2 separate regions of the Homo sapiens genome follow, and region 1 is linked to region 2. Evidence: chromatin contacts called from ENCODE Hi-C or POLR2A ChIA-PET data. All regions are on one chromosome and are shown on one strand. The core of a region is the stretch at or near the end of the contact, and the rest is flanking DNA. Distances in the headings are between cores, read along the strand shown.

Evidence for each region. Hi-C counts contacts between places; a loop is a spot of excess contacts on that map. ChIA-PET counts read pairs that join two places held with the same protein, here RNA polymerase II (POLR2A). Pooled maps may share reads with other maps.
Region 1: a loop to region 2 is called in a pooled map, with 4 times the contacts of the local background. The contact joins two enhancer-like sites. A Hi-C loop is called at or near these places in 4 of 50 pooled maps. POLR2A ChIA-PET finds 5 or more read pairs at or near these places in 2 of 52 experiments (K562 and activated CD4-positive, alpha-beta T cell).

Annotation. Positions count from the first base shown.
Region 1 is chr21:25,998,218-26,003,770 of GRCh38, forward strand. APP (amyloid beta precursor protein) reads right to left here. Exons shown (of 18, transcript NM_000484.4): 7 at 1,798-1,965. Among named protein-coding and RNA genes, the nearest start is that of APP, 170 kb to the right of the region's middle. RefSeq lists an enhancer at 1-788. Within about 2 kb of position 1,846, at least 2 of the 41 ENCODE cell types and tissues checked have a DNase peak (open chromatin) inside an H3K27ac peak, as active enhancers do.
Region 2 is chr21:26,068,625-26,074,802 of GRCh38, forward strand. All of the region lies in intron 3 of APP (amyloid beta precursor protein), which reads right to left. Among named protein-coding and RNA genes, the nearest start is that of APP, 99 kb to the right of the region's middle. Within about 2 kb of position 2,472, at least 8 of the 41 ENCODE cell types and tissues checked have a DNase peak (open chromatin) inside an H3K27ac peak, as active enhancers do.

The DNA of each region.
Region 1 (5,553 bases), core at 596-3,095, 71 kb before region 2:
TCCCACCGGCTAAACCAGTGAGAATCACTGTAACAAAAGGCCTTTGTTCCAAAGGCTGCAGGCAACAGAATTCTCCATTGTGTTCGCAATACCTGACCTAATTGACTGCTTTGTTTGAAACTGAAGAAGGGAGTCCTTTGAGCCAGAAGCTGCAATCATCCAATCAGAGCCAGAAAAAAAAAAAAAAAAAGCCCTTGAGGTTATCAGTTCCTACACCTGTTCACACATGGGACTGAAGCAGTCATCTCATTCACTGGCGATGGCAGGAGACCAACAGGAGCTTTTCCATTACATTCCTCTTAGATCCTGGGCTCCTTTACAGTGGGGGTATTAATGGTGCAGGCCCTTCTGTTGTTTTGCTTAATCCTAAGATCTTGCTGCAAAACAATTTATATAATCCCTAGGAATCTCAGGCAGGAAATGTGGCTGCCACCCTTGCAACACAGCGGAGAATTAGGCAGGAGTCTCTCAAAAAAGTAATACACAGTTATTGAGTTTCATTTTTAGTTATCAAGCTGAGCTGAATAATTACTTCTTGAGTAGTTCATACTTCCTACTCATGAACAACAACAACAAATAAATAAATAAATAAATAAATAAGCACAATTGGGAATTTCACTTGGAAGTCTGTTAACGACATGGAAGTCTCACATCTGGTACTGGACCTCCTGAGAATTACCTCTTTGGGGAAAATTTCATCATGCACTTAAGTCATCATGACTTCATATTTTTATCCCCCGGAATTATGAAAAGCTTAATGTTCAAGAGAAAGACTTTGAAAATTATGTTCTGGCGGGGTGCAGTGGCTCACGCCTGTAATCCCAGCACTTTGGATGGCCAAGGCAGGTGGATCACTTGAGGTCAGGAGTTCGAGACCAGCCTGGTCAACATGGTGAAGCCTTGTCTCTACCAAAAATACAAAAAATTAGCCGGGCGCAGTGGCATGTGCCTGTGATCCTAGCTGCTGGGGAGGCTGAGGCAGGAGAATCACTTGAACCCGGGAGGCGGAGGTTGCAGTGAGCCAAGATCACGCCATTGCACTCCAGCCTGTGAGACAGAATGAGACCCTGTCTTTAAAAAAACAAAAAAAATAAAATTATGTTCCTCGAGCCTTATGTCATTGAAAGTTTCTCACGTTAAGTCAAAAGTTTTCTTCTACTTTCAAGAGAAGAAGCAGAAGTTTGACCTGGCAAATGTCTGTGTGCTGAGCTCGGAGGGGGCAAGACGGGCACTTCTACCCTCCGGCATTTGAGATGCATGAGCTCAATTCAATCACATTCCCTCATCAGCACAATAAAAGACATGTTATGAACCAACTTAAAGGTATTCATCACAGCCATACACCTTATCAATGCAACTCAAGCTGCATCAGCCAGGCTTCCAGTGGTAGACAGTATCTGCACAGGTAGTGCACATGCATAAACATGAACACATATGTACACGGACAAACACATAAGTATGCATTTGCAGAAACGGCTGGCTGCAGAAGACAAAACAGCCACTCCAGCTTTGTTTAAAAGAGAAGCACTCAAAAGTCCCTCTGGATTGCAAGACATATGTGCTACAGCTAGGAAGAGAACACATCCATGGCCATGCTTTATCAGGGAAAGACGGAGAGGTGTGCTCATGATTGAACATACTGCGGAGACTCTGAGCAATTAGAGAAGTGGACAGAAATGTGGTTAGTGGTAGCAACAGGCCCATTCCCAAGAACCAGGAAAATCAATCTGTTACAAAAAGCAGAGTCAGTGGCGAGAGAGACGAAAGGTGGCCAGGCTCGAAGAAGGGTCCACTTACTGGCGCTGCCACACACGGCCATGCAGTACTCTTCTGTGTCAAAGTTGTTCCGGTTGCCGCCACATCCGCCGTAAAAGAATGGGGCACACTTCCCTTCAGTCACATCAAAGTACCAGCGGGAGATCATTGCTCGGCACGGCCCCGTCTCGGCTTGTTCAGAGCACACCTCTAATCAGAGGAGATGTGGGGAACCACATTTAGCATGAAAAGGCACTGTCTCTCTGTTCATGTATACACGTTTACTTCTTTTAATCCTCCCAGTGGCAACCTGGACTGGTTTATTAGGCAGCATCTACCAAACATTTACTGAGGAATTTAACTGGCCACCAGGACTAGAGATTTACACCTCTCAGAGCATGCACTGTCATCTGGTTTAATGAGTGCAGGACTCGGTAGCAATAAAAGGATTCCGGCCAAAGGTGAAAAGATCATTTGGCTGCTTTTAGATGAGTATGAAATGACGGAAGGTATCTGCACATCACAACAATTCTCCATTATAAAAAATAAACTTCTCTTTTTAAGAAGTCAACTTTCATGTAAGGAAACTGCTTTGGTTATGAAGCGAAAGTTTAAGCCCTCACAAACATCTGATTGCTTTCCTTAATAAATGATTGCCTTAACTCAAATATAAAATTAATTGCATATATTTTGAATGTTTTCCAGTGTTGGAAGCTGTCTGTCCATTGACTTTATCTGGAAACACATGTCATATCTGTAAATGTGACTTATACTCAATGACATTAACTTAAGACCATTCATTTGTATATTAAGATATGTACTAATATAAATGGTCTTAAATTAACTCTGATTTAAGACCATTTTATTTGTATATTAAAATATGTATTTATATATTATACATTAATAATTTAATTACATATGCATGAAGTACATCTATAACAACGTATTATTAATTCTGCTATTTAATTGATATTTATATATTAAAAATCTGTATTATTTGTATATATTTACATACACATTAAGTACAACTATAACAATGTATTATTTAATTATGCTACTTAATTGATATTTATGTATTAAAAATCTGTATTATTTGTATATTTTGTATATTTACCTGACCCTTGGGCAGGAATGTTCCAAACAATAAAACGCAGTCAATCAACTCCAACTGATTAATACACACCACGCACTGTTATACATTAAAACACATCTTACCTGTCAACATGTCTTGCCACCCTCCCCAAGATCAGTTTCACTCATCCCTGATTGCCTCAAAGTCAATCAGTGACCCATCCAATTGCATGTATAAAGTCAATCCTGAGTAGAATTATAACTCTACCTCCCATGTATATCCCATTTTTATTGGAAGTGAAACAACAGCCCAATTCTCTCTCTGGGTTTGTGCCCTGCCCTTGCTAGACTGACGCCTTAGCACACACAGATGTCTTCTTAGTTTTACTGACAGAGGAAAAAACACCTTTCTAAAAGATGAAAGCCACGCATCACCCATTACTTCCAAGTTAGGAATATTCAACAGATTCTTTTTTTCTTTTTATGAGACAGGGTCTTGCACTGCCGCCCAGTGGCACAATCTTGGCTCACTGCAACCTCTACCTCCTGAGTTCAAGTGATTCTTGCGCCTCAGCCTCCCAAGTAGCTGGGATTACCCTTGTACCAGCACGCCTGGCTAATTTTTTGGTATTTTTAGTAGAGATGGGGTTTCACCAGGTAGGCCAGGCTGGTCTTGAACTCCTGGCCTCAAGTGATACACCTGCCTCAGCCTCTCTAAGTGCTGGGATTACAGGCGTGAGCCACTGCCACTGGTCCTTCAACAGATTGATTCTAATTAGCCAATCAAAGACAAGGATCCATCACATCTAGGCATGGCTTTGAGCTTCACAGGCCAGAAGCTGCTCTGTCAGTAACTCAGAGGGGATATGGTCCCTAGACCCAATTCACTTTTAATAAATCAGGGTGCCAGTCCTTTAATTTTGGAAGATAAATAAAATTGCGAAGTAGATGGGATACTTACGTCAACAAGTTGGTTGGGTTTCATCCTGTAAGAGTATTGTGTACAGAAATCCAATTTGCTTTGGGAGCGTGGACTTTGAAAGCAGCAGTACTGAGTGAGATGGCCTTAATGATGGATGATAATGAGGTTGATGCTTTCGTAGCCACGTTTCCATCTGAAAACCACGTGAAGAGTGTCAGATCATCTTCATGTCCGTTGCATGGCGCATTTCTCCTGCGGAGTGTTTGACACCTTCTGGGCTTAGTGCTGACTGTCCCTCCTGTTGACATCATCGTGATGGTAGCCACCTCTGGTTTTACCAGTACTTTATTGCATCTACTGAAAGAGCAACGTGTATAGGGAAGTAAAACAATAGTTAGTCCCCATTTGTATTGACATTGTGGATCCCATCAACTATAGCCAGCAGTGGTCTCTGCTCCCAGAGCTTACCTTCAGTTGTAACAAACATCTACAGCTTCACTTTGCTTTCCTTCTCTGTATCTCCTTCACCAATGTGTACATATTCATGTCACATGCTCTTTAACGTTTCTAAGACACAACAATACCCATTATTAATCTCTTACTCAGGCAGTGTTAATTCCAATAAGACTGCAAGGCAGCAGTGCCTCCAGAGCCTGCACTGTGCCGGGAATTGGCACTGGGATTGCAAGCACCGTGGTCATTGCTACCAAGGGAGGCACAGAATCCCTTCACCCCATAGTCACGGGAGCATTGGCAACAAAATTTACCATGCCTTGGCAATTTATGCTGACCCTCACATTTTGGCATTAAAAAAAAGTATCATCTTAGAGTACCAAATATGTGTCTTCTTATAGATGTGTGCCACGGGCCTCGCAGTGAACATCACAGCTCTGCAGATGCACAAACCTTGTCTTTATGAGTCTATATATTAAATAAAAGTGGTAGAATTTTGGATGGGTGCAAGTCAAGTAATGGGATAAAAGAATGATGATCGAAGGAGATGATTCATGATAACTATGTGCCCTTATGTGAAACCTAGCAACAATTTCTTACTTATGATAAAGGCACAATCTCCCCAGTCCAGAATCTAAATGGCATTATATTAACATTTTCCTATACCACTAATTAAACATAATGCTACATTCATTTTATTTTCTTCTGCCTCATTCTATAACAGCTATGAAACCATTTGTTATAGCTAATTCGTAGAAGCCAGGCTAAATGAGCCCTAATCAACTAGAACAAGCATTCAGAACTCAAAATCCATTTACATGTTAATTAAGTAAATAGTATAAGCTACACGTTGAGCCTACAACTCTTGCTGGAGTCTCCAGCTGTAAGAGCCTTAACTCCTTCCTTTCATAAAGGCCAAGAAAAGAGTGAGTTAGTCCCTATTCGGGGAGTGTTGGTTGGTTCTCCCAATCCTGTTAGGGGCAGTTGGCACTCTTGACTTTGAACGGCCCCCAAGAGTTTCACTGCCTTGGTGGAGTCCAAGTGGGCATCATGGGCAATAGCAACAGATCCCACAATACTCAAATACAAAAGGCTACCTGAGATAATGCGGTCAGGAATGGGTGTAACAGTGTATGTTAATTTAATGTCAAATACATAATGTATGGAGAAGATGTACGTGAGGCTGGAAGAACAGGACTGACAGTGTGCTTTTGTTACTTCTCAATCTCTAAGAGACAGCTACCTTGTCCAACTGGTTCTCATCTGCTGACATGGAGGATGAGCAGATAGGCCTTCTCTTAACATGCAACCCCTCTCCTGGTGAAAAAGAGCTTCTCGTTATAATTCCCCCA
Region 2 (6,178 bases), core at 1,222-3,721:
TCCCAATTTGCTGGGATTCTAGGCATGGGCCACTGAACTTGGCCCACTTTTCTTCTTTAAATTCAATCTTCTCCAGTTTCCACCAATCTATCTCAAGCCAATCATTCTTTCCCTCTCATTGGCTCCTCTTTTCATAATTCTGATTATAAAGTAAGGCTCTGTCTTCTACTCTTCTTGCTTTCTCACTCAGACATATCATCCATGCCTAAGGGTCAACAGCCTCCTCCACTCTTTCAATTCTGACCTTTCACTTAGCATTCCCAGTCGCTTGCTGCATGCTTCCAATTGCAGGGTATTAATTACTTTTAGCAAATGTACTAGAATCAAGTGCCCAACTGATTATCAAATTCCGGAAGTGTACCCAAAGGACAATGACTAATTCCTCATTGGGTCAAAGTCTTTCCTATGTGGAAGCAAGAGAAAGGAACAGAACTAACACTGAACATTGTGAGGAGCCCAAAACATGACTCCTGCTGAACACATTCTATTTGGTTGTAGAACCCAACCAATATAGGCCCCGTTGATCGATTTCCCCACAACAAGAGGAGGTCATAAAAATCATGCTTCCACTTTCTCAATAGATACTTATCGCTCATGAATGTCTGTGAATCAGAAGACCATGGGACTATAACTCTACTCCACTCAAACTCTCCATACTCCCAAAGCTGGACCTCATGGTCCTCAGATCATGTAATACTCAGACACAGCACTCCAGTAAACCACTTTCTGGCCAGAAACTCATCCTTCCCATAGTTCCTCTCCCTTCCATCCACTACAGCTTGTTCATCATGATCCTGAGGTCCTGGATGCTGCAGCACTCTCTGCAGTTATCAGGGGAGGCTTCACTGCCTTCAGTTCATTTCCCTGCCAGCCTGGTCTAGGACCCTCAGCACACACACTCATCACTGCACATATCACCAACGACCACCCACATGCTTTTGATGCCCAGGCTCATTTGGTCCAGCCTATTTCTCTCCTAAGTGTGAGACTCAATAAATACACAACCACCCCACTGTGCTCTTCAAGAGCTTATTAACTGCCTCTTTTAGATTCTCCTGGGTATAGTCCAGACTTAAAATGCCTCACTTTGGGAGACAATGTAATTTAACCATTGGAGGAACAAATGTTGGTCTATATATTTCAGGCATTTTCCAAATAAAAACCTCCAAGAAAAAGCAAACTTGTATCTTAAAAGATGCAGAACTATTTAGGGCAAAAAGTACACAGAGAATGAGAAAGAAAAAAGATGTCACTGCATTTAACAAAAGAGTTAACAATATTGTTAACAATAACAAGAGTTAGCCATGAAGTAATTAGGATATAGTACTTGAAACTGGCACCACCTTTTACCAGGCATTACAATATTGCTATGAGTTCACAAAGCTCTGTTAGAGCAGAGGAAAAAGAAGGATTTGAATTCTGTCACTGTACTAGCAACACCACCTAGGGATGAGGAAGACAATATCTAATAGAATAACAAATAAAGTAAGTATACATGATTCATCAAGCTCTTCAATAAAAATGTATTTTAGAATTTATCAACATCCCTTTTGAATCATGTTTCAAAAATCACACAATCTGTTCAAACACGGATAGACCCCCAGATAAATCAGAATCTCTCTCTCTGTTACCACGCCTCTGTGGACTTAGAAATCACCACTTAGATTTGTAAACAAGGCTTAGTTTCATTATTGTAAATCAATTTGGCAGGACTTATCACTCCACAGAGAGCTGAAATAATTGAATTTCTGGACTTCTAAGGAAGAAGGTTTAAGTACATTAAGGCTTCCAAAAGGAAGATCACCAACTCTTCTTTAGCAGAAAATGCCCCTGGAGAATTTTGAACCATTTCTTGATCTAGTGGCAACTGGATGTTATCAGTGGCAACTAAGGTATCTGTCTACACCTGCTGAGGCTCACAAGTAAAAACTAAAAAGTACTGTGAATCTCTGTGATAATGGAGCGTAAAGCTACCACTTAAGTCTTTATTACTAGTAAGTAACGGATTTTAAGAAAAAAAGAGATACTCAAATCTATCTATAGATAACCAAAAAACCAAACAAAACACCCAGAAAAATCTAAGGTTGAAGAACATATATAATTTGAGACTTTTGAAACAAAACACCCAGAAAAATCTAAGGTTGAAGAACATGTATAATTTGAGACTTCTGATCAGAGCCTTCCTCAATAATGTAAGTTTAAAAACTATTACCAAAGTGACAAGATCCCATGTCAGATAGCAGAATGAGAACAAGGCTACTCTTCAACTTAGTCATCCTCTTTTATCACTACAACTTCAATCATAGATGTAAATGGAAATTTCTGCTTCCTTTGCTACTTTTCTGCTTGACTGAATTTTATAATGAAAAACGTCTGTTCCTTCCAGGCAGAGCACGAGTGTCATTCAAATTGTACACACCAGGCAAAGAGTGAATGCATTTGTTTAGATGCAAAAATCATTTAAATATGTGTCATTATAGGCTGCAGCACATTTGCGGATTCGGCAGTTTAAAATTCTCTTAAGCAATAAAGCAAGGCATCAAATGAAAGTGCACTCAGGCTTCAAACATCTTCAGACTATGTTTTCCTGTTTGCACACAGCGAGCCCCGCCTTCCTTTCCTGACCCCACTCAAACAGAAAGCAGTGGAACCATGCCCTAGCCCATCCTATTACCCCAAACGTCTTCCAGGTCAGCAATCCAAAGTCACGTGAAAGCTCCATCTTCAGTTTCCCTCTCCAGGGAGCAAATATTTTGAAGAGCAAGCATTCCAAGCAAGCAGAAACTCAGCCTTTAAATCAAACTAAGCTTAAAAGTAAGGTCCTGCCGCACACAGAAGGCAACAGAAAAGTGTCTGAAGAGATAGCTCCCATTTTATATTTAACATTTAGAAATGAGAAAACTGTGTGTGATTAATGCTTATAATTAGAGGGGGTTAACCCTTATTTCAAATAATGTAGTTCCTGTCTTTCATTTAAAATTATAAAGATGACTAAAATGTACATGAAAGGAAAATTACAGTTAGGATCTGCTGTGTTTTAACCCAGAACTGTGGTTTTTTGAAGAAAATGCTGGAAAAGATTCTGATTTGGTAAGAATATCTGGATATGAGAATCTTCTAAGAAAGGTGATTTACCATTTTCAGGCCAAAGGCAGAGAGTTTCTAACAATGATAAAATTAACAGGCTGTAGGATCTTCATTCTCTAAGCTTCAGGTGACCCTTTTAATGACTAAATAAAGTGTGTACTCAAGGTCACCCACGAGGAAGAAAAAGGTCAGTTCCCTCTCTTGAGGGACCCCCTCCCCACTCACGCTATTACACAGCAATTCTAGAGATTCACTTCATTTTTGGTTTATGTTCAAACTGTCTGGATATTTCAGGGCCTTCGCTTTTAAGTTTCCATAATAGGGCAGTTGACTATTTATATAAGTCCCTGGAAAATGTGTATTTTTAACGTCATCTAGAGTAGGCCACCTTTGGGGGAAAACAGCTAATGGGTTAAAAAGCCAACTGGTGTACCAAGTATGTACAAAAGACATCTTTTATAACAGTTCTCACGTGCAAAAGAACATTCATTAAGTATAACAATAAATAACAGGCAATATGTGCATTTTTCCAGACCCTAAGCACTTGATAAAGCCATATTGTCATTTTACACTCATTTTTAGTAGCTGTTTAATTGGTATTCCTGTATAGGACAGTTTTGTAGGTTTCCGGATTATTTCACATTCTCTTCTTCCTAGTTATAAATTTTGGTACAACTGTAAGCTCTCCTCACACTGTAATAATTACATTGCTGAGACCACATCTGTTTTTTTAAAAAAGATATTTTGCAAAAAATATATTTAAGTTGAAGTATCTGAAATACTTTTCAACGTCAAACTTTGAGAGGATTATGCTTAATTATATATCTTCACATCTTTAAATTGTTAAAAATGAATGCATAAATATTTCCTAGGGATTTATGCTTGATTCATTTGATTCTTACATACTAGTTGTTATTTACCGGCAGAGAAAGCAAAAGCAAAAAAAAAGAAAGCAAAAACAACAAAAATAGTTGATTCTGGTGCTAGTCCAGAATCAGGTTGATTTCTGCATCAATAGCAGGGTTTCTACATTAAATTCATTCAAATTTAATTAGTTCTCTGCATAAAATCAAGGGTCTAGGAGAATTTAATAAAAGCTGAAAACAATCCTATCCTTTGCCTGAAACAGATTTTTATCCCAAATGGTACTCAGCAATAAGCCAACAGAGAAAAATGGAATAACAGACATATGCCATGTTCACGAGTTCTCTGTTTAACCTAAGAAGTCTGAATTTGCCATTTTTTGATAAGGAACTGGTGTACATCTTAGAAGAAATATTCCATTGAGTCTGAATTCTTGGTGGAGCACCCGCAGAAAGAGAACCAGTAAATAGTATGTATGAGGCCTGGCCTGGACATAATGACTCAGGAATCATCAATGCAGGCCTCTGAAAAACCACTGCACTTATGAGATCTCCTAGCAAGTATGTGTTGTGTGAGAAAATGGACAACCCCAGGGTACTCCTATTAAACACTGATATTTAGAATTTCTGAATTCTGATTCTAAATATTTTGCAATATTTGGAATTTCTGAATCCTAAATATTGCAAAAGGTGGCGCGGGGAGGACGGGGAAGGGAGCCTGAAAGGAAAATGGAGGACAGCAGAAAGAAAATCAGAAGCAGCAGAATGACATCAGTGTGGGGAGAATGCACCCATCAACCGATGCCACTGAGAGACTGTGGAGGACACAACAGTGCCCAGTGAGTCCGACAACCAGAATGATAGCAAAGAGCTCATTCCCTGGAGCTCAAGGAACAGATGCCTGATAACAGGTGACTGTGGAGGGAACTGGAGGTTACGAAGATCACACAGGAACTTCTGACTACCATATAAAGAAGCATATCTGTGAAGAGACAGAGCGAGGGTGGAAGTTAAAGGAATACACAGAGTTGAATGACTGGAGTGAGGGATCAGGGAGCTCTAAAGAAGAGGAAAAATATGAGAAGGCTAAATACTATTGAGATGTGAAATTAAATACAGGGTCAGTAGGCCAAGGGTCTTTATGAAGTCAAAGATCAGATACAATGAGAGTAAAGGACCTACTGAAGAAGCTGTGTGCACAGATGCCCAGGAATTCAGACTCACCTAAGAATTTAGAACAAAGGTGGAAAAAGAAAACTAAGCTCAAATTATTTAAATAGTACAACAGGGTAACTTCTTGACATACTGAACATGAGCCTATTCATGTTAAATATGCTTGGAGAATATCATTAGTCCATGGCTTACAATCAATTCTAAGCTTTCAAGAAAGCAAGAGCTACAGGACCTATTCATAAAAATATAGCAACATTGGGAAACTAATTATCTTCCCAGCTGATAAAGATACCATCCAATAAATAGGGGGATCTTCAGTGACATCCAAACCTTCAAAAAATATATTTTAAAATGTTATACCACGTTCTCGGAAGGTAGTTAACACTAAAAAAGATTTGGGGGAACTGAAGCTGAGTAATATTCTTGAAAATACAGGTACCTAATCAATAAATAAAGAGAATGCCCCCCAAATTTTTCATGGCATGAAAATACTTAAAGGTTTAAGAGGGGAGTACCTACATCTATTAATACACCAAACACCTACTGAAACGCCACATTCATGTAATCACTTAATAAAGACATTAAAATAGGATGACAGGAGTTCATGTTTAGCATTTATAAATAGTATCCTAACCTTTAAGGTACAACATAAGAATCTGAAATTTCTAAAATCTATTATCACTGAATAATATTTAGAAGCAGATTTCTGTGAAAATTAATTCTTAAGGCCAGGCGTGGTGGCTCACGCCTGTAATTCCAGCACTAGGCCGAGGCGGGCAGATCTGTTGAGGTCAGGAGATCGAGACCATCGTGGGCAACATGGTGAAACCCCCTCTCTACTAAAAATACAAAAATTAGCCAGGCATGATGGCGTGTGCCTGTAGTCCTAGCTACTTGGGTGGCTGAGGCAAGAGAATCGCTTGAACCCGGGAGGCGGAGGTTGCAGTGAGCAGAGATTGCGTCACTGCACTCCAGCCTGGGTGACAGAGAGACTGTGTCTCACAAAAAAAAAAAAATCTTTATCATTAGCCTTAAAAACTAAGGACAATGAAACT